2 separate regions of the Mus musculus genome follow, and region 1 is linked to region 2. The links are chromatin loops, found by intact Hi-C in ENCODE. Cell type or tissue: left cerebral cortex. All regions are shown on one strand. Links, peaks and the distances in the headings refer to the core of each region. The heading gives the core; the rest is flanking DNA.

Evidence for each region. A loop is a pair of places that touch in the nucleus more often than their neighbours do. Peaks named below come from ENCODE experiments on the same cell type or tissue, not always from the same donor. Only the 100,000 strongest peaks of a DNase experiment are listed, where the experiment ranks them.
Region 1: it touches region 2 in a loop (2.1-fold over the local background); 9 of 42 quality-filtered maps call a loop at or near these places.

The regions. Positions count from the first base shown.
Region 1 is chr11:32,281,481-32,292,143 of GRCm38, forward strand. It overlaps Hba-a1 (hemoglobin alpha, adult chain 1), which reads left to right and starts at 2,192. Exons shown (of 3, transcript NM_008218.2): 1 at 2,192-2,321; 2 at 2,444-2,648; 3 at 2,783-3,006. The coding sequence starts at 2,227. The coding sequence ends at 2,911. It overlaps Hbq1b (hemoglobin, theta 1B), which reads left to right and starts at 5,484. Exons shown (of 3, transcript NM_001033981.3): 1 at 5,484-5,627; 2 at 5,723-5,927; 3 at 6,034-6,432. The coding sequence starts at 5,533. The coding sequence ends at 6,162. In left cerebral cortex, for the core only: CTCF peaks have their summits at 4,583 (motif pointing right) and 5,474 (motif pointing left); a DNase peak (open chromatin) is centred at 5,466; H3K4me3 peaks cover 355 bases.
Region 2 is chr11:32,329,163-32,339,825 of GRCm38, forward strand. No RefSeq gene overlaps it. Among named protein-coding and RNA genes, the nearest start is that of Sh3pxd2b, 13 kb to the right of the region's middle. In left cerebral cortex, for the core only: a CTCF peak has its summit at 5,101 (motif pointing left); DNase peaks (open chromatin) are centred at 2,107, 4,295, 6,366, 6,632 and 1 more place.

The sequences.
Region 1 (10,663 bases), core at 1,708-9,707, 47 kb before region 2:
AATGAATAATTTCCCATTCTCTTGTCAGCTCTGAGTAAACTACATGTCCTCCTGCTGTGTGTGTCTCAGGCCAACTTCAAAGGCAGCAAGCACAAAGCGCTCAGAATGATAAAGGGGTGGAGTTCTCAGAACTTGAACCCAACCCCAAGGGTTTCAGAAAATGAATCTAGGAGCTCTCCTCTGTCCCTGACAAATGACCAACAATACCTCTTTCCACAGTATCTGATGATGTCACCCTCCAGTCAGATGAAGTCACCCCAGAGGTGGCTTCTCTCTGGACACATTTTGGGACCTGTGGCTAAGGCACTGACCTCCAAATACTATTAAACCAGAACCTTAGGGACAGGACACCTGCCCTCCCAGTCCTTCCTTCCATTCCACACCTGCAAGTCCCAAATAAAATCTGTCTGGATGGTAACCTATCTGTCTGAGGTCTCTGTCACTAGCTTGTCAGCTTTAACCCTGGCTCTAGTGTTTGGGCCCAAAGACTTTTCTGCAACTGAAACAGGAGAGGAGAGCAAGTGGAACAGCTGGAAAGTTCCTATACCCTGGGAAAGGCCAGCCTTCCCAGGCTGCTTCTCTCAACAGACTGAGGAGGGAAGTCCTAAGATGTGCCACCTCCTCTAAAATATCATTGAATTGACCCAAATCAGCTACACATAGAGCAAAGCAAAACAAATCTTCAGGGTAATGGTCCCAACTAATATGGAAACTGAGACAGTTCCAAAATACGTGGAATAAATTGCTCAAGGACAAGGTCAGCATTGAAGTAAACTAAACTGGGTGATTTGGTGCAAAACTGTAACCCAAAAAATTGAGAGGCAGAAGCAGTAAGATCAGAGTTGATAAATGGAAGAACAAAAGAAGAAAAAAATGTTCAAGTCTGGCCACCACAATGTGAGATGTAAAGAACAGATTAGGCTATATAAATACCTGTTCCAAGAATTAAAAAAAAGGGGGGGGATCAGTGATGAGGGAAAGGAGGAGAGGGGGGGAAATGAGAGGAAGAAAATAGGAAGAGAGAGAAGAAGAGAGAGGAGGGGAGAGAGACAGACGGAGAGTGGACAAAGAATAGATGGGTAGCCATTTAGATTCCCCCAAACACATTTTTTTGTTTTTGTTTTTGTCTTTGTTTTTGATGTTAATTCAGTTAGAAAGTTGGTCCCATTGCTGTATCCCCACCCTAAGTCAACGAAGTTAGTCCTTCCCAGGACTTTCCACTGACCACTACCTCTTGCTCTTATAGTCTATTTATTTTTTTAGTGCTAGGGACTGAAGCCAGAACCTTCCTCATGCAAAGCGAACATTCCACTATTCACTTACAACCTGGCTTCTGTGTTATTGTTTGCTTCTGTTATAAAAATGGGGTCTCTCTTTGCAGAAGCTGACCTTAAACTACTGGGCTCAAGCAGTCTTCTTGCCTCAGCCTACCAGGACCAGAGGCTCCCCATATGTGTCACCAAAACCAGCTCAGAGCATTTCCTTATTGATCCATGGTAGCACAGGGCAGCTAAGATGCAAGTCTGAAGGAGGAGTCTGGCGAGCTGCTCCTGCAGTTCCCTGGACCCAGAAGGATGAGCTAGCAGATTCACTTGAGCCAAAGGATTCCAGGCCAGCCTGGAAACTAGAGCAAGACCTGCTCACATAAAAAGAGGAAAAGGAGAAAGAGGGAAAAGACAAGAAAGGAGGAGCCAGGGGAGGAGACAGTGGACAAAGAGGAAGAGAGAGGAAAGAGGGGAGAAAAGAGAGAAAGAGAGTGTCTCTATGGGGTGCTAGCATCTTATCCTACTTTATTTCATATCCAGGGGCTGGGGCTGAGGCCAGAAGCAGGTTGTGGTTGAGAAAGGAAAGTGTGAAACAGGGACCCAGAGGGAGAGGTGGGGGGATGGGCGCTGCTCAGTTTGGTTTGAGGGACTTGCTTCTCTGACCAAGGTAGGAGGATACTAACTTCTTCCCAAACTGCCATCACTGGAGACGTAGTAAGGGGTAAGAAGTGTGTCCGGGCAACTGATAAGGATTCCCTGCACCCAGGGGAAGCACAACCCAGCCCCAGAATCTCAGGGGCCCTAACAAGTTTTACTGGGTAGAGCAAGCACAAACCAGCCAATGAGAACTGCTCCAAGGGCGTGTCCACCCTGCCTGGAGGACACGCCCTTGGAGGGCATATAAGTGCTACTTGCTGCAGGTCCAAGACACTTCTGATTCTGACAGACTCAGGAAGAAACCATGGTGCTCTCTGGGGAAGACAAAAGCAACATCAAGGCTGCCTGGGGGAAGATTGGTGGCCATGGTGCTGAATATGGAGCTGAAGCCCTGGAAAGGTGAGAACAGGACCTTGATCTGTAAGGATCACAGGATCCAATATGGACCTGGCACTCGCTCAGTGGGCAGCTTCTAACTATGCTTTTCTGTGACCTCAACTTCTCTTCTCTCCTTCTCCCAGGATGTTTGCTAGCTTCCCCACCACCAAGACCTACTTCCCTCACTTTGATGTAAGCCACGGCTCTGCCCAGGTCAAGGGTCACGGCAAGAAGGTCGCCGATGCTCTGGCCAATGCTGCAGGCCACCTCGATGACCTGCCCGGTGCCCTGTCTGCTCTGAGCGACCTGCATGCCCACAAGCTGCGTGTGGATCCCGTCAACTTCAAGGTATGCGCTGGGACCTGGCAGGCGGCATCTGGGACCCCTAGGAAGGGCTTGGGGGTCCTCGTGCCCAAGGCAGGGAACATAGTGGTCCCAGGAAGGGGAGCAGAGGCATCAGGGTGTCCACTTTGTCTCCGCAGCTCCTGAGCCACTGCCTGCTGGTGACCTTGGCTAGCCACCACCCTGCCGATTTCACCCCCGCGGTGCATGCCTCTCTGGACAAATTCCTTGCCTCTGTGAGCACCGTGCTGACCTCCAAGTACCGTTAAGCTGCCTTCTGCGGGGCTTGCCTTCTGGCCATGCCCTTCTTCTCTCCCTTGCACCTGTACCTCTTGGTCTTTGAATAAAGCCTGAGTAGGAAGAAGCCTGCATGCCTGGTTCTCTGCGTCTGCAAAGGTGTCATGTTTAGTGTGGGGATGCCTCTAGCTCATTTAGCCATGGGGCAGTAAAGACAAGGTTCAGAGCAAAAAGCATAATTGGATGCCTACACACACACATATGTCTTCTGAGTCTGGGCAGCAGTCCCTCCCAAGCCCTCCACTGACAGCCATGTGTCTTCTCCTTGAGCCAAAGAAGCCAAAGATCGTCTTTGGAGGGTCCTTATCACAGGTCCTCTGAGGGAATGAGCTCCTTAATACCGCTGGTACTTCAGTGTGGGATCTATTAGAAAAACAGTGAAAAATAGACATCATATGAGCATATGGGTAGGCAACAGGTAGCTCATATAAAAATGCCTGCTCTTGCCCTCTTCCTTCCTTCCTTCCTTCCTTCCTTCCTTTCTTTCTTTCTTTCTTTCTTTCTTTCTTTCTTTCTTTCTTTCTTTCTTTCTTTCTTTCTTTCTTTCAGATAGAATTTCATGTAGCACAGTCTGGCCTCAAAAACGTTATATAGATAAGGATGGATGCCCTGAAACTCTTTTTTTTTTTTTTTTTTTTTTCCGAGACAGGGTTTCTCTGTGTAGCCCTGGGTATCCTGGAACTCACTCTGTCGCCCAGGCTGGCCTCGAACTCAGAAATCTGCCTGCCTCTGCCTCCCAAGTGCTAGGATTAAAGGCATGCACCACCACTGCCCGGCTGCCCTGAAACTCTTGATCCTCTTGTTTCTACCCCTGAGTTCTGATATTTCAGATATGTGCCTTCATGCCCAGTTTATGCAGTGCTTGGGAATTGATCTCAGAGTTGTATATGTATATGCATACATACATACATATTAAAAACTCTACTGACCGAGGGACATCTATACACCCACAAATAATATTTTTGAACTATTGACAGCAAAGAGTAAATTTCTCATACAATGGATATAAACCTTAAAAAAATGTCAAGTGGAAGAAACCAACAGGACAAAGGTCACACAGTGCATGGCTTCATGTTTGTAAAATATCAAAACTGGGGGAATCTATAGGGACAGTAAGTAGCCTCCTGGTTGACAGAGCCTTTTGGTGGGTGTTGGATGGTTACGGGCAAGTGGGCTAGAGGTACTATTTTAGTTAGTAAAAGTTCTGGAAATGGTTATAGTGAAGACTGCACAACATTGTGGAAGAATATGACATCACTGACGTATACCCATCAAACATGTCTAAAATGCACAGGACTTTGAGCCACATGCCTCTAGTTCCAGAACATTGGAACTTGACCATAGTCACACAAAAACCCAAATAAGAACAGAATCTTTCATGTAATGATGATGTATTCACCGAGGGTGTCATCATTGCTGTCATTATTGAGATATATAATAGGCACTCTAAAGGTCATTGTCCCCAAAGGAATTTGCCCTATGATCCAGGCATATAATATTTTTCATCTACTTAATTCTCACAGCTCTGATAAGAATATATTTTTGAAACAGACTTAGATTTTATTTATTTGAAGAATTATTTATTCATTTTAACTATGTAAGTACACTGTAGCAGTTTTCAGACAAACCAGAAGAGGGCATCAGATAGTTTTGAGCCACATGTAATTCCTGGTAATTGAACCCAGGACCTCTGGATGAGCAGTCCCATCTTCTTAACCACTGAGCCATCTCTCCAGCCCCCACAGTTGGAATGTATTAAAGGGGATTTTTATCTGAAGTGGTTTAGGCAGAGTCAGGGTCTCATTATGTAGCACTGCTGGCCTGGAGTTCCATATGTAGGCCAGGATAGTCCTGAACTCACAGACATCCTTTTACATCTGCCTCCAAGTGCTAAGATTAACCTGTACCTGTGCCACAAGACCCAGATTGAAAGGGGTGTTTAATGTAGATTTAAATCTCTTTCATTTTATTTCACACGTGTGGGTGTTTGGGCTGCATGGATATCTGTGCATCTCTTGTATGACTGTGGAAGACAGAAGAGGGCTTGGATCTACCTGACCTGAATTTACAGGCAAATGTGAGCAGGCATGTTTGTGCTGTGAACCAAAGCCAGGTACTCTGGGAGAGCAGTTAGTGCTCTTAACTGCTGAGCCATCTGTCCATCCCCTTTAAATGCAGATTTAACTATGTTGATATTTAACGAAAGGAGACGTGTTCCAGGAGAAAAAAAAAAAAAAAGACCAAGTATGGGTACGGGCTCCTGACACTCAGTCCTTTTCAATAATGAATAAGAAAGGAAAACCTGTGAAGTTTCCGAACGACTCGGGAGGCAGGACGAGCCGACAGTGCCAAATGAACACTAAAATCCATTGTAATCGATAGTACATATTATATGCCAATGTGCATGCAGTAAACACTTTAAAATGTAAGGCGTGGAGGGGGAGCCCAGGGAAACAGAGGGCTCAAAGCTGAACCAGAATCTGTGAACACCTAGGCATCCTGGAACGATGCAGCGCCCCCTGGCGGCCTCTTGTGTTTCAGGACGTCTTTGAGCTCAGCCAGCGGGCAGAGCGCAAGGCTCAGTTCACTGAAGATGGCTCGGTCCCAGGATGATCAGTGGCTGGTCCTTGCGCTCTGGAAGAAGATGGGCAGCAATGTCGGAATCTACGCGACCGAGGCTTTGGAGAGGTACGCCCTCGGGCTCATCTTCCAACGGACTGCGGGGCGAAGACCGGCTCTCTGTACCTCCGGGTCCGGCTGAGCCCAACCCTGTTTTCCTACAGGACCTTCGTGGCTTTCCCCTCCACCAAAACCTACTTCCCACACTTGGACCTGAGGCCAGGCTCTAGCCAGGTTAAAGCCCATGCCCAAAAGGTGGCCGATGCACTGACTCTCGCTACCCAGCACCTGGACGACCTGCCTGCTTCTCTGTCTGCTCTCAGTGATCTACATGCGCACAAGCTCTGTGTGGACCCTGCTAACTTCCAGGTGAGTCCTGTATTGAGCTCACCCCGGGTTGCTGGAGATGTGGGTCCCTTCAAGGCTTGGTGTAGGGGAGAAATTAAGGCAAGGCGTGGCGGTTCTCTTTCTTCAGTTCTTCAGCCACTGTCTGCTGGTGACTCTCGCCAGGCACTATCCTGGAGACTTCAGCCCAGAGATGCATGCCTCCTTGGACAAGTTTCTGGGTCACGTGACTTCGGCACTGGTCTCCAAATATCGCTGAATTGGGGATACAGGGTTCTATAGTCTCCACCCATGCCCTTCCTAAAGCTCACAATGTTTGAGTAAACCTCCCCAGGGCTGCATTGTTGTCCTGGACGCAGAGGGGCACGAGAGAAATATACTCCCCGCGTCCAGTACTCCTAAACAAGGTTCCAAGAGACTGAAAGTACAGATAAGCTGGTGTCTCAGATCTCATATGGGAGGCAGCCATCCCTTGTTTGTATTGTTTTATTGTGTTTTTGCCTTTGAGATAAATTTCATGTTCTCATGTAACCCAGGCTGGTCTCTCAAATCCATACTAAAAAATAGGTTGGTTTTGAACTCCTGATCCTTCTGTTTCCACCCCTTTCTCCAAACCATCCCCCAATCCCCACCCACCTTGGTTTACCTACCATACCTGGCTCCAGAGTGGCTCTTTCTCTTTCTTTCTTTCTTTCTTTCTTTCTTTCTTTCTTTCTTTCTTTCTTTCTTTCTTTCTTTCTTTCTTTCTTTCTTCCTTCCTTCCTTCCTTTCTTTCTTTCTTTCTTTCTTTCTTTCTTTCGGTTTATTTATTTTATGTATATGAGTACACAGTCGCTGTCTTCAGACACACCAGAAAAAAGCATAAGATCTCATTACAGATGGCTGTGAGCCACCATGTGCTTGCTGGGAATTGAACTCAGGACCTCCAAAAGAGTAGTCAATGCTCTTAACCACTGAGCCATCTCTTCAACCTGGGTTCTTTTTATTTTTATTTGACCTTTTGTTTGTTTGTGTTCTGTGTTTGAGATGGGAAGGGGGGGGGGTCTCCTGTGTCAAAGTGCTCCAAGCTGCACAAATTGTAGCTAACTAGGAAAGAGACATGCCCACAGTGAATGAACTGGCTCTCGCTGCCTAGCGAGAACAGAGTAGAAAGGAAGGCTTTATAGACCACACTTCCAAAGGGTCATGGGTTGGGTGGTACCAGGAGTCCCACTGCAGCTGGAGGATCAGTCCTAGCACCTTCACATATTCTCAAGCAACAGAGGAAGCTCAGGGGTCTCCGCTGTTGGGTCCTATGACATCGAGGTACAAATCCATGCCTTTAGCCTTGGCCACATCAGTTACAGAACTGTGGCTTTGTCTCTCAGAAAGGTGATGGAAACTGAGGGCACAAGTCAGCATAAGTGACAATGTTCAAAACAATGGTGTGTGCCCCCCAGTCATCACCCTCTCCTGGGCTTCCACTCTGGTCATTCTCTAGACTCTGCTCAGATCCAGATGGGTTAGGCCTGGTCCTATTTGCAAGGCAGTCACCTGCCTGGATCCACATGGGATTCACAGTATTGATAATGCTGAATGAGGGTGTCAGTGGATGTCCAGGACACACTGGGCACTGTCCTAGAGACATTTAATCATTGAACTGCTGCCTGCCCAACCCTGCCATGCCCAGGGTATGTGTATTAGGGACTTCAGTGTCAGGAGGTCTGGAGTTAAAGCACTGTATGCCAGACTCAATATCTTAGAATAAGGTTTGTCTAGCACCAAAGCCTGTCGTGTAGAAAGGTGGCACTGGGCCCTCCAATCCTACCTTCAGTGGACTTCAGAGAAGGCAGGTAGTTTCTTCTGGCTGCTTAAGGTCTATCATATTCATGGCAAAAAAAAAAAAAAAAAAAAAAAAACTGATTTTTTTAACCTGCACATTGGCTACCTCTCAGGCTAAGGAACATGCCCTGAACATCCATTAGTCAGGCCTTCAGTTCTTTCTGGACATGAGGCAAACTGTCCGGTATGAGAAAGTAGAAGGAGCTGTGAGATCATCTCCTACTATGGCACATGCATGACAAACTTCTATGACATGGGAAAAACACTGACAGAGTGGACTCCCCCCCACCCGCCATCATTGAGCAGGCTTACATCCAATTAGGCAGCTGTTGGTTACTGCCAAGAATGAGTACCCCTACCCTCCCGCCCCCAGGCATATCTCGCCATGCTGGTCATTGCTCTGGTTCATAGCAGGGAGAGCTTTGTAGAACCATTGGTTGCACGCCTCCCTCGGCACTTTGCATAGCACCTTTCTGTACAATGAAGGCCAGTCGTCAGTGAGGAAGCCTTCAGGTCAGATCCAGCATGAGTCTTTTGAGTCCCATGTCCAAAGCGCAAGGTGTCTCCATCACTAAGGACTTCCCTTAACTCTCTGGGAGACAGAAAAACGGAAAAGCAAGAGCGCATGTTGTTTTTGGAGTCTCTCAGATTCCCTTGACCAGCAGCTCACAGGGGACTTCTCCTGCCTGCTACTGGGTATGTTTTAGACAGTTGTCCTGGTTAGGGTTCTATTGCTGTGATAAAACCTCATGACCAGAAGTGACTTGGGGTGGGGGAAGCATTTATTTAATCTTACAGCTGTAAATTAGAAAAGACACGAGAATTCAGGGCAAAACACAAGGCAGGAAGGAGCCTGACCGGGGAAATGAGATAGAGGTCTTGGGGAAGTACTGCTCCATGTCTTGTTTTTATGGCTTATTCACCAAATTTACTAAATAGGATTAACTGATGTTCCTAACACACAGTGGGGACTAGTAAGCACTACATTCACCCAAAGTCACCAAGAGTCCGAACTCATCTACAGATACAGTTCTATGTCGACAGCACAAACTTCGATGTAGATACTCACATAGAGTCAAACGTGCAGAAGAGGGGGTCGGAGAAAAGACTCAGCAGGAAGAGCATGTAATGCTTTTGCAGAGGGCCTGGGTTCAGTTCCCAGAACTGAACATCAGATGCTAATAACCACCTATGATGGCAGCTTCAAGTAGATTGATTGGGGACTGGAAAGATGGCTCAGTGGTCAAGAGCACTGTCTGCTCTTCCAGACACCCAGAGTTCAATTTCCAGCAACCACAGGTGGCTCACAACAATCTGTAATGGTGACCAATGTACTCTTCTAGTGTGTGTCTGATGACAGCTGCCGTTTACCCAAATGAATAATAAATAAATAAATCTTTTTAAAAAGGAGATTGATTGATTCCATGTTGTCTTCAGTACTCCACAGGCACCAGCATTCACACATGCACAGATGGACACTAAAACTGATGGGTAGTTCTTACAGTTATCTCTACTGATCTGGAACAAGCCATGTAGATAAGGCTGGCTTGAAATTCTTTCTATATATAATTATTTATTTATTTATTTATTTATTTATTTTGGTTTTTCGAGGCAGGGTTTCTCTGTGTAGACCTGGCTGTCCTGGAACTCACTTTGTAGACCAGGCTGGCCTCGAACTCAGAAATCCACCTGCCTCTGCCTCCCAAGTGCTGGGATTAAAGGCTTGCTCCACCACCGCCGGGCTTAATTTTATATTTTTTACCTGTATGGATGTTTTGCATGTTGTGTCCTTGCAGTCTAGAAGCTGGTGCTACAGACATAGACCCATTTCTGTACATAAGTTTAGAAGCTTGGTAACTTTGGATTAATACGTTAGATTCCCCTGGAGCTCAAGATGAGATGGTTATGAGTTGTCATGGGGGTTCTGGAAATCAAACCCAAGTCCTGTGGGAAAGCAGCCAGCGGTCCTAGGCTCTGAACCATCTCTGCAGCCCTGGCTGTCACACATTGTAAAACAAAACAGGGCAATGTGTGGTAGAATACGTCTTTAATCCAGCATCTTGAAGACAGAGGCTGGTGGATCTCTGTGAGTTCAAGACCACAGTATTCCACACAGTGAGTACTAAACCCAACAAGGGCTCTTGTTGAGGCCTTGCCTCAAAATTAAAATTAAAGAAATAAATAAACAAGGAAGGCTGGAGTGTTGCAGGGAAATCTGATGCCTCTGGCTTCTACTCTTCCACTGACAACTTCACAAAGGCATTGTGTGTGTGTGTGTGTGTGTGTGTGTGTGTGTAGTCCTGGCTGTCCTGGAACTCACTCTGTAGACCAGGCTGGCCTTGAACTCAGAAATTCGCCTGCTTCAGTCTCCCAAGTGCTGAGATTAAAGGCGCGCGCCACCACTGCCGGGCAGATAAAATCATCTTTAATTGTTTTATGTGTATGGATGTTTTGCCTGCTTGTGGCTGCACACCAAGTTTGTGCCTGGTGACCATAGAGGTCAGAAGAGTGTGTCAGGTCTCCAGGAACTGGAGTTATACATAGTTATGAGCCACCACTGTAGGTTCTGCAAACTGAATCCAGGTCCTCCACAAGAGCAGCAAGTGCTCTAAACAGCCATCCATACACAAAAACCAATACATACACATACACATATACCCATACCCAGACCCAGACACACATACACACACAGACACACACACAGACATACACACAGACACACACACATATACATAAACACATATAGGGGGAGGGGGGGGAGATTTCTCTGTATGACTTCCTGACTGTCCTGGAACTCAATTTTACACTAGCCTAGCCCGGAACTCACCAAGATCCACTTACCTCTGCGTTCTAATCTTCTGTATTCAGATTAAAACCTTCAGCCACTACAACCAGCTATATATTCTTTAGTTAAATAAATCTCTAAAAAAATAATGAGG
Region 2 (10,663 bases), core at 1,312-9,311:
CTTCTCCTTGTCTCTCCTATCTACACTCTCTTCTCCACCCCCAACCAGGTAACTCAAAACCCACCTACTTCTAGTTCCTCCAGTGACTGTCTGTAGCCAATAGTTTTAAATCAAAGAACAAAGCTTGCACAACACAAGCCTGTAAACATGAGAATTCAGTCATAGGCCTAGACCTTCGGGTAAAGAACTTCGCCTTACATCACAACAGACCAAACCTCGACATAAAAACCTCCCACATAGCCATTCCTTGGAGGGGTCATATCTTCAGTTTGCACAGCAGGAAGGACAGCACTCACCAGTCTAGACCAGTCTAGACCAAGCCCTACACAGCAGACCCACGACTCTCCTCTGTTTGGCTGTCAGTTTCCCTTTGAAATTTGCTCTCCTACCATCATTCACCTCTTAGCAAAGCTGCTTTAAACTGTCCCAGGTTGTTCCCTGTGTGTGGGTGTCACCCACTGCCCGAGTTTGCTTCTGTTGCTGTGATAGACGTTCTTACCAAAAGCAACAGGTTTGTGGCAGTGCCTTGAAGCCATGGAAGAACAGAACACCGTTCGTGTCCAAAGCCCAGCACTGTGTTCATGTATTCACTCTACTCTGGGAATAATATAGGGCGTATATCACGTCTGTTAGTCGGGGGAAAACCTTGGCCTCAGTTCCAGAGCAGGAGGTAGTTGTGCGGCCTTTGGGGAATGAGGACCCTAGGTCACCATTGGCTATAGCCCTCTATGGGCCCCTTGACAGTCACGAGCTGCAGCCCTCCTATGTCCTGGACCCTAAGCAGATGCCACACATGGAGTAGAGGACTAACAAACGTAGCCTGCTGGTCAATCTGAATGCAATTATGAATAGTAAGAGTGGGATAGTCATATGACAGACAGGCCGTGTGGGTGGATCCCAGCTTCCTGATCTTGTTGATCCTATCTTTATTAATTTGGCAATTTGCTGGTCATTGGTTTTGTTGTTGTTTTTGTTTGTTTGTTTGTTTTTTTGTTTTTTGTGGTTTTTTTTGCATTAACTTTTTTTAAGTGCATATATATATGTATATGTTACTTATCTTAATTTCTAAGGTTTTTTTGGAACCTACTTTAAATGTTGCATCTGAGACTCCATTCCACTCATGCTGCCCCCATCCTGGCTTTATGTGATTATTTAATTCCTTCACAGGTTGCACAGGGGAGCTAATACAGGTAAGAAGCTCAGTCATAGTTAGCTCTCTTCAGTTGACCATTCCAGAAGCACAAGGCATAGTCATCAACATCAGCTGACTAAGGAAGGCCGTCACAGCTGCGCTAATACTCAGCTCAGCCTCTCTATGAAGTCTTCACACCAGCGGAGCTCTCTGTGTTAGACATGCATTTGCTGCTCTGAACACATGGTTTGCATCTAATGGAATAGCATCACCCCCTTCAGGAACACTTCTTACCACCCAGCCCATCACCATGCCTTCCCTGGCCTCCTGCAGGTTCTGCTTTTCAGGATCCTCACCTGGACCAGAGGAATGAAAGCACCTCACTCACCTCTCATCTCTGCAGTCATGCCTGTCTGCCTCCCACACAGCCCACTGATCCATGAATGACATTCACAGATCTGCGGAGAGCAGCTCACACATGTCATCCCAGCACTTGAAAAACTGAGGCAGTATTGCCTTGAGTTTGAAGCTACCCTGGGGCTGCGCAGTGAGCTCCTGACCAGCCTGGGTTGTAGAGTGTCTTAGGAGAAAATAAAACCAAAGACATTTACCCAAGCATTCTTCCAGAAACATCTTTTATCAGTGCAAGAATGCAAGGAGTCCCCCACCCTGCACATTACTTATAGGGGCTTTTAACTCCTAGTCATCCATCTTCTAAGAATCATTGGATTTGCTCAGGCACTTCCTGAGCTAGCTTGCTTTTAAAAACTCAGCAGCCAGTTTCTCCAATTGAATTACTCTTTTGTTTTCTTTCTCCGCAACCCATCCCCTGACCCAACTTCCCGAATGACTTCTGCTTGTTTCGGTTCTGCATCTTGGTTTTCTGTGGCTCCTGGATTGTTCAGTTCAAAAACAACAGATATTGATTTCCATTTCCGCTTAGGACTTCCCGGTCATCTCTAGTTCCCTTTAATGGCTCCTCTGTAAAGCCTCCGGCTTCCTGAACCCATTTTCTTATGATTGACTTCACAATGAGGGCCCATTGCCACTGTCAGCAGCTCAGTCAGTCTTGGCTCCAATCCCAGGCAGCTGTTCCACTCTGTCCTTTGTCAGAGCCCCCTGCTCATCTCAGAGCCCACAGGAAACTCTAAGTTTGTCCTCAGCTCATCTGAGAAGGGAAGAGGGTCCTGGGACTGGCTGGCTACACATAAGAAAAACCAAGAACCCTGGACTCTGAGACACATTGAAAGAAGTGTTAAATTAAACTGTTTCGAGACAAGGTTTCTCTGCATAGCCCTGGCTGTCCTGGAACTCACTCTGTAGACCAGGCTGGCCTCGAACTCAGAAATCTGCCTGTCTCTGCCTCCCAAGTGCTGGGATTAAAGGCATGCGCCACCACTGCCCAGCTAAAATGAAAAATTTTAAACTATTTATTATTTGTGTGTGTGCATGCACATGCACATGTGCCTTGCCAGCCCACAGGTATCATGGACACTTAGTGTGTGTGTGTGTGTGTGTGTGTGTGTGTGTGTGTGTGTGTGTGTGTGTTACACCAGCCCATGCTTGCCATGGCTTTCAGAACTTTCAGAAGACGGTTCTCCTACCTGGCAAGGAAAAAACGTTTTTATGTTCTGAGAAATTAATCCGGGAATCTCCACTTGAGTTAACAAATCCACCTTCAAAGAACTGAGAGCAGCTGGTCAACAAAGATGAGACCCAGCATTCACAGTGGGGCTATTCACACTGCCCCACACCTGGAGACCAGCCAGATCCCAATGGAGCACTCACTGGAGGGTTGGCTGTACAGTGGAATGTTACAATATGCCAATCAGAACAGCCGGGCTTGAAAACAGTGAAAATACCAACTGTTGATAAGGAGAGAGAAAGTTTGGGTTCATTACCTGCTGCTGCGGGTTGGAATGAGAAACAGTGTAGCAGAGTGCAGTTAAATAGTGCACAGGAATGAGAAAGTGTTGCAGGGTGTGGTTAAAGGGGGCACACCTTGAATCTCCCGCATCTGAAAGGTGGAGGAGGTGGATCTCTATGAATTCAAGGACCAGCCTGGACTACTTAGTGAGTTCCAGACCAGCCAGTGCTACACAGTGAGACCTTGTCTTGAAATTAACAAAATAGTAACATCACCACTCCGGACAATAGTTGGGAAATTCTTACACAAGATTATAAGATCTGAGGATATTTCAATCGTCCCATGTTTGTGATCACAAGTAAAGAAAATGGACATAAGGGCTGGAGAGATGGCTCAGCCGTTAAAGGCTAGGCTCACAACCAAAAATATAAGAAAATGGACATAAATAAAAAATAAAATTTCACTGATTTTTAAAAATCATGTTAATTGTAAATAACACAGGTGTTGTTCCTCAGACCACATCCTTCTTTTATTTGTTTTTAAATTTTAATTTTGAGACATGGTCTTTCACTGGCCTGGAATTTTCTTAGTAGTCAAAGCTGGACAGCCAGAAAGTTGACCTGCCCATCTCTGCCTCCTCAGAGATGTGACTGTAGTGAGCATGCACCACCATACCTAGCCTCATTCTTGAAAATAGTTGCTTACAAATCTAAGTGACATCAGGTGATGGCATGAGTAAGGCATGCGGGAAGTGAGGGATGTTTGGGCACTGGAAGATAGGACCTATGTTGAGTGTCATCTTGACAAGATCTAAATCAGTAGTTCCCACCCTTCTTAATGCTGCAACCCCTTAATACAGCTCCTCGTGTTGTACTAACCCCAAGCCATAAATTATTATAATTATTTCATTGCTACATCAAAACTGTGATTTTTTTTGCTGTTATGAATTGTAATGTAAATATCTGATATGCAGGGTATCTGATATACAACCCCAAAGGGGTCGTGACACATAGGTTGAGAATCTCTGATCTAGATTCACCTTAGAAGCCAAAATCCTAAGTATTCCTTGGAAGGATGGTCTACATTAGGTTAAATCCCAGTCTTACCTGTGAAGTGGTATCTAGTTTAGGTTGAGGTGGGAAGAGCTACCCTGAGTGTGGGAGGCACCACCCTGTGCCCTGGTGTCCTGAACTGAATAAGCCACCTAAGTGCCCTCATTTATCTCTGCTTCCTGACCGCATACACTGTGAGCTCTCAGGCTTCTGTTGCCATGACTTCCCTGCTGGGACAGATGGCACCCTCAAACTGGGAACAGAAACAGACCTTCCCTCCTGTAAGTTGCTTTTGTTGGATGTTTCATTGCAGCAATGACTTTAGTAACTAACGCAGACCTATGCAAGCCCAGCAAAGAGATGCCATCAAACTTTTCTTCTAGCTGAATGTCAGATTGCAGCTGTATATATGCCTCTGAAAACTGTAAAGTAAACATATTTTTCTTGGTGGAAGCAAAGTCCCAGACATACAAAACTATTGATTATCTTCTTGGAAATCCTGAACAATGTTTTTAAATTCTTATATTAAGTTGAAAAGCTATGTTAACATTTGTTTTCTGTTTAGTGGGGGTGTTTAACCAATATGCCAAAATGCATAAAACTGTTAGCTTTGATTTAATTTGTCTGCTTGATTTGAATGAGGTTTGGACTTCCCATAATTGTAGGGTTTTTTTGGTTATATACCAATCTTCTGTCATTTCAGTCATGGTTAAGATTTGAAACATTGTGTTGATAAATCGGTTTCACCTTGAAGACACTTATTTAGCTCACACAAATAGATGTTTAGAGCCTGAAGAGAGGCTCACAGGGAAGGTAAGGATTTGAGTTAAGATCACCAGCATCCTAGGGGAAAAGTAGACATGACAACATCTGTGTGTGCAATCCCAGAACTGGGAGCTAGAGACAGGAGGATTCCAGGCTTCTTGTCAATCAGTGAGCTCCAGATTCAGGCTGGAGAGATGACTGCGCAGTTAAGAGAGCTTACTGTTCTGCCAGAGGACCTGGATTTGGATCCCAGCACCCATGTGGTAGTTCACAATCACCTGTAACTCCAGTTCTGGGGGTGTCAGCGCCCTCTTCTGGACTCCACAAGCACTGCACTCACATTCACAGACACACAGGCACACAGGCACAGACAGGCAGACACACACACACACACACACACACACACACATATACACACAAATCAGTAATAAAGTAAATCTTTAAAATTAGATAGAGGGGCTGGAGAGATGGCTCAGCAGTTAAGAGAGCTGGCTGCTCTTCCAAAGGACTACCACCTACATTATAACTTACAGCTATCTATAACCACAGTACCAGGGAACCCAACACCTTCACATAGACATACATGCAGATAAAACAGAAATGTACATAAAATAATTTTTAATTATATAGATAAGTATATAAATATATAGATAATAGAGAGATAATAGAGAGATAGAATCCATAAAAAGGCTAAGTCTGTAAGATGGTTTGGCTTTGATTTTCAAATTCTAGATGGATTTTGGTTTGATACCATAAATGACTTGATAACCATCACATGTCAGAAATCATAAAATCTTCCTAACACTGGGTCCCAACTTAACCATTCTTATGCTGAAAAGCAAATATGGCTGTAGTCAATGTGAACTCCTCTAAGGGACCCTGAGCTGGGTATGAGTTAACCCCTCAGACCTGCTAAAGTTCTCAGCCTTGATTCAGTTTGCATAATGGTTGCCTTTTAAAGACATTTGTGCATAAGCTTTCTGAGAGAGCTACCCAATGACAATTAAACAAGATTTTGGAGTGCTGATCATGTCATCTACTGATTTTACAAGTCTTTCTCCTACACTTACCATCACCAGGTCCCATCAGAAACTGTACATTTATATATGATATATAATATATAATAAATATATAAGATATAAGATATGAGATATAAGATGTAATATAAGATATATTGTTCTGGTATAGAGATCTCTTGATCTATTTGCATTCTTATTAGAATTCATTTATTTATCTTTTGTCTTCTATATATGAGTGTCTTGTCTGCATGTAGTCTGGGTGCTGCATTCACGCTGGGTGCCCCTAGAGGTAATCAAGTCCCCTGGAACTGGAGTTACAAAAAGCCATGTGCAGTCATGAGAGTGCTAGGAATTGAACCTGGGTCATCTGAGAAAGCAAGTCCTGTTGGCCACCGAGCCATCTCTTCTCTGGTTGTATCTTTCAATGGCTCTAGAGAAGCCATTTCTTCAATGACATCACACCTGCCATTGGTGCTTCTGGTAAAGATAGTGGGATGAGCCATGTGTGCAGTGTTAGTTCTGCCAGTCATAGCTAGAGCGTGAAATTTAAAATTAGCAATTCTTTGCACCAAACACATGTTGAGAAATACCCCGGTTTCTCCAGTTCATCTGGTTATAGAGTAATGCACATAATATTGGTAACAGTCCTGTGTTGTCTCTAATCACTGGTTCTGGAAGCAAGGTTCACACACACACACACACACACACACACACTCAGATCCAGGCATGTGTATGCTTAATATCCTCCCAAGCCCCTATCCTTAGGCAGATCCCTGGCTCTGTAGCTGGAAGAAGGAAGACAGCAAACAGCTCAAATGAAAACCACAGTTCCCTGAGAACAGCTTCAAGGTAAACTGCTTCCAGCAGGCAGACAGAGTGTGAAGTAGGGGGAGACTTGCTGGGAAGGAAGGACTTGTCAGGAAGGGGAAGAAGGGGGCAAGAAAGTTTAGTAGGGGAGGGTGTGATTAAAGTATATTATATACATATTTAAAGTGAGGCTGGAGAGTGAAGGTGACTAAGGGTCAGTGCTAGGGAAGGAGGTGACTAAGGCTCAGGGCTGGGGAAGAAACCAAATGGGGAAAGTGCTGTTTACTCTCCTGAGTCCTTGCCTCCTGGCTCCACTGTACTATGCTTAAAAAAAAAAAATATATATATATATATATATATAATATATATACATATATATTATATATATATATAAAATTTCATCATCTGGTGGACTTAAACAGATGGCTGACTATCAGGGCTGTTATTTTGATTTTTCAAACCCTACTTTTAATAAGGGTTCTTAATAAATGCAAATGCTTTAACTTCCTTTCTAGCCCACCACCCACCAGAGGTAGTAGAAAAGAAAGGTTAGTAGGATACAAGGGAAGTGGACCTGTTTAGAAATTGTTCTTTGGAGCAAGTCTCATCTGCTCTGTCAGGAAATCAGAGGTTCAGTTCACAAGAATCAGCAGCAGCAGCTTGACCCACTCACAAACACTTCACAGATATGCCAGCAGTCTAGTTCAGTATTGTCAGGATAGCAAACACAAATCCACACCAATGGCAAGACCTAGCAGGAACAGACAGGCCTCAGCCAAACCAGCATGAGTCAGCAGGAGGGATTAAGACCAGCAGGGATGCCAGGAGAAGTTCTCTTCCACGTCTCTCTCAATAACTGGAGACCAAGAAGTGTTGCACAGTTGGCTCTCCAAGCAAGCCCCACCACTGTCCGTTGAGTCCTATTTTTACTCCCTCCAAACATCACGTGTCCTCACTACGTGTTTTGCCTCAGCACATGAGTCTGTCTTAGCAAAACTCCATGTGAGTCTGTAGCAGCTGCCATCACTCTGCCAACTGGCCCTAGTTCACAGAAGCGGCAAGAAGCCACCAGCACACCACCAGAAGTTTTCTGGCGCATTTCTCTCTATGGAATCACAACAAATGAAGCTCAGCTACTCGGTGTAAGGTGAACCAACACATGCCTTTGGTTAGCGAAGAAACCTTTATCACGCATCCTTTCACGTGCTTGCTTTAGCGAAACATGGTTTCACCTGTGTCTGCTTCAGTGAAATGTTCCTTCACGTGTCTGACCCAGCGAAGCACCAATACAACTGGCTTTCCAGAGAAACCATAAGTTTCTACTTCAGGGGGCCAGACAAGAGATAACTGTCCCACGTGACCCCTGTGGAGGTTTAACCCTAGGGATAAAGTGGGGGATCAGGAAGAACTAAGTCTGGAGGAAAGAGAAACCCCACTTTGGGAAGCCCCTCACTCTCCCTATAGCTGGGCTGTGTGGATCTAAATCCTGCCACACCCAGGGCAGAGACATAACAACCTTCAACCACCTGAGCACCAGGCTGTTACCTCTGACACCAAAGTGGACATGGCATTTGAGGAGGAAAAGCAGCTACTAATCTGAAGTGTCCCCTGCAGACCTGAAGTATCCTCTGCAGACCTGCAGTCAGGTGTTTTTTGTTTGTTTGTTTGGTTGGTTAGGGTTTTTTTTTTTTCGGTTGTTTGTTTGCACCAAACAGTTCTCTAGTTTCTCAATTTCACTTGGCTATAGGGTAGTGTGTGTGTGTGTGTGTGTGTGTGTGTGTGTGTGTGTGTGTTCAGGTTTTGTCTTTTATTCTAATGCTAAGTGCTGGCCCCCAAGACCTGGAGTCTGCACATAGCTCCTGTGACCCACCCCAGGTTAATTCTGATTGGTGAATAAAGATGCCAACAGCCAATAGTTGGACAGGAGAGACATAGGTGGGGTTTTAGGTTTCGTGGGCTCGAGGAGAGAAGGACCATGAGGAAAATGAACATGCAGAAGGGGAGGAAGAAAAAGCCGCCATGGGCTGAGGGTCAAGAGAGTGTGGTCCTGGAGGCTGCCCGATTGGAGTTAAGAACATCCCAGATGGAACATAGTAAATGATAGGTAATAACTCACAGTTATCAATAGGAAAGTAGATTCTATCAGCATGGAGGGGATTGTGCTGATTAAGGCTTATTATACATGTAAAGGCTATGGGTGTGTCTTTCATCTGGGAACTCATTAACCAAAGATGGAGTTGAAACTCTGGGCCAGGATTTAAATAATTTTCTACTCCATGTGAGCAATAGGCTCAAAGAACTAGACCCAGGTTCCATATTTCTAAGAGGCATGGGTTAGAACCAGATCAAACCATCATGATATTTTTGGCAAGGGTGGGTGCTGGCCAACAAGAGTATAAAGCTCAGCTTCCTCAGCTGGAACTGTTCAGTGAGATGCTGCTGCAGAGCAATCAAACATGAGGAAGAAGTTCAGCTCCACAGAGCACAGACGGGAAGGTGATGGCCTAATGGTCATGTGATGGGAGGGCAGTCTAAGTCCTCTGCCGGTCTGATGGTCCTGTGCTAGGAAGGCAGCCTAAGTCCTCTGCTGGTCTGATGGTCCTGTGCTAGGAAGGCAGCCTAAGTCCTCTGCTGGTCTGATGGTCCTGTGCTAGGAAGGCAGCCTAAGTCCTCTGCTGGTCTGATGGTCCTGTGCTAGGAAGGCAGCCTAAGTCCTCTGCTAGTCTTTGACTTTGCCACGCTTGAGATTCTAGTTTGGTTGGACCAAGCATTCTGAGGCCTGCTTCCCTGAGGCTGAGTCAGTAGTAGGCAAGGCTGCCCGTCCACGTGGGTGAGGAGGACACTGATGACCAAGACCTGGACATCACAGTCACCCAGCATGATCATCAACCCAAGCTCCATCTACATCCCTGTCTCTGTGTCATTCACTGAACTTAACACATCAATTGAGACTCTTAGTCTCAGGGTCATGGATTCGAGCCCACAGTGGGCACCAAATACCACTAGACTGTCTCTGTCTACTCACCAGCTCTCAAATAATGACACACAGAGTCTTACATTTGCTTATGAATGCTAGGCCTTATAGTGTATGCTGTTTCCCAAGTAGCTCGTATAACTTAATTAGCCTGTTTATTCTAATCTACCATCTGCCACGTGGCCCATTACCTCTCCTTCAGTCCTGGCACCTGTTCCTTCCTCTGTGTCTGGCTTGTGACTCCCCCATGCCTGATTTCTTTCCAGGAGTATCTACCTCTGCCCAGATTTCCCACCTTTCATCTTCTGCCCTGCTATACACATTCAGCTCTCTATTAAACCAGTCAGAAGAATGTTTACAAAATACTAAGGCAGGTGATGTTTCATAAGAATAACAGTACAAAGTCCAGATAGTACTCAGCTCTCTGCTGGTACAGAAATCAACATCTGAATGATACCAAGATAACCTTTACACCATGCATAAGAAGATTACCCCAACAAGTCTCCAGCAACAGCAACAGCACGCTTGCACAGTGTCCACCCAGCTCTTAGCAGGGTAACATGAGACAGACCCAGGACCACGGTTTCTTCAACAGTCCCTTTCCTTCCTCAGGATATCCACCCACACTTCCAGAGCTGGGCTGTCTCAGGGTCAGGCTGTCTGCTGCCAGAACTCTTGGGCCAGAGCCCAACACCACCTCCCAGTCTCTCTTCCCTATGATACTACTCCTACTTGGGGATCTCCTGAATCTTCAATGCCTGCTTGCTCAGCTACCACCCATCCTCTTCCTCTTTCCAATAGCAGATTCTCAGGAGGCGAACCTATTGAACAGCAGTCTTAAAGAGCTGTGGCCAAGGTTTCATATTACTGAGGGTCATGAATTGGCCATCTGGCTCAGAGACACATGCTGGGGTTCAGTGTCACCCTGGCCACCTACAGCATGCCTTGTCCACTTTTATTTTGTCTCTAATGGTGACTCTCTATGGGTGAGACATGTCCCCTGTTTGTCACTTGTTACTAATTGACTGCCTTCCCTGTTAGAATATG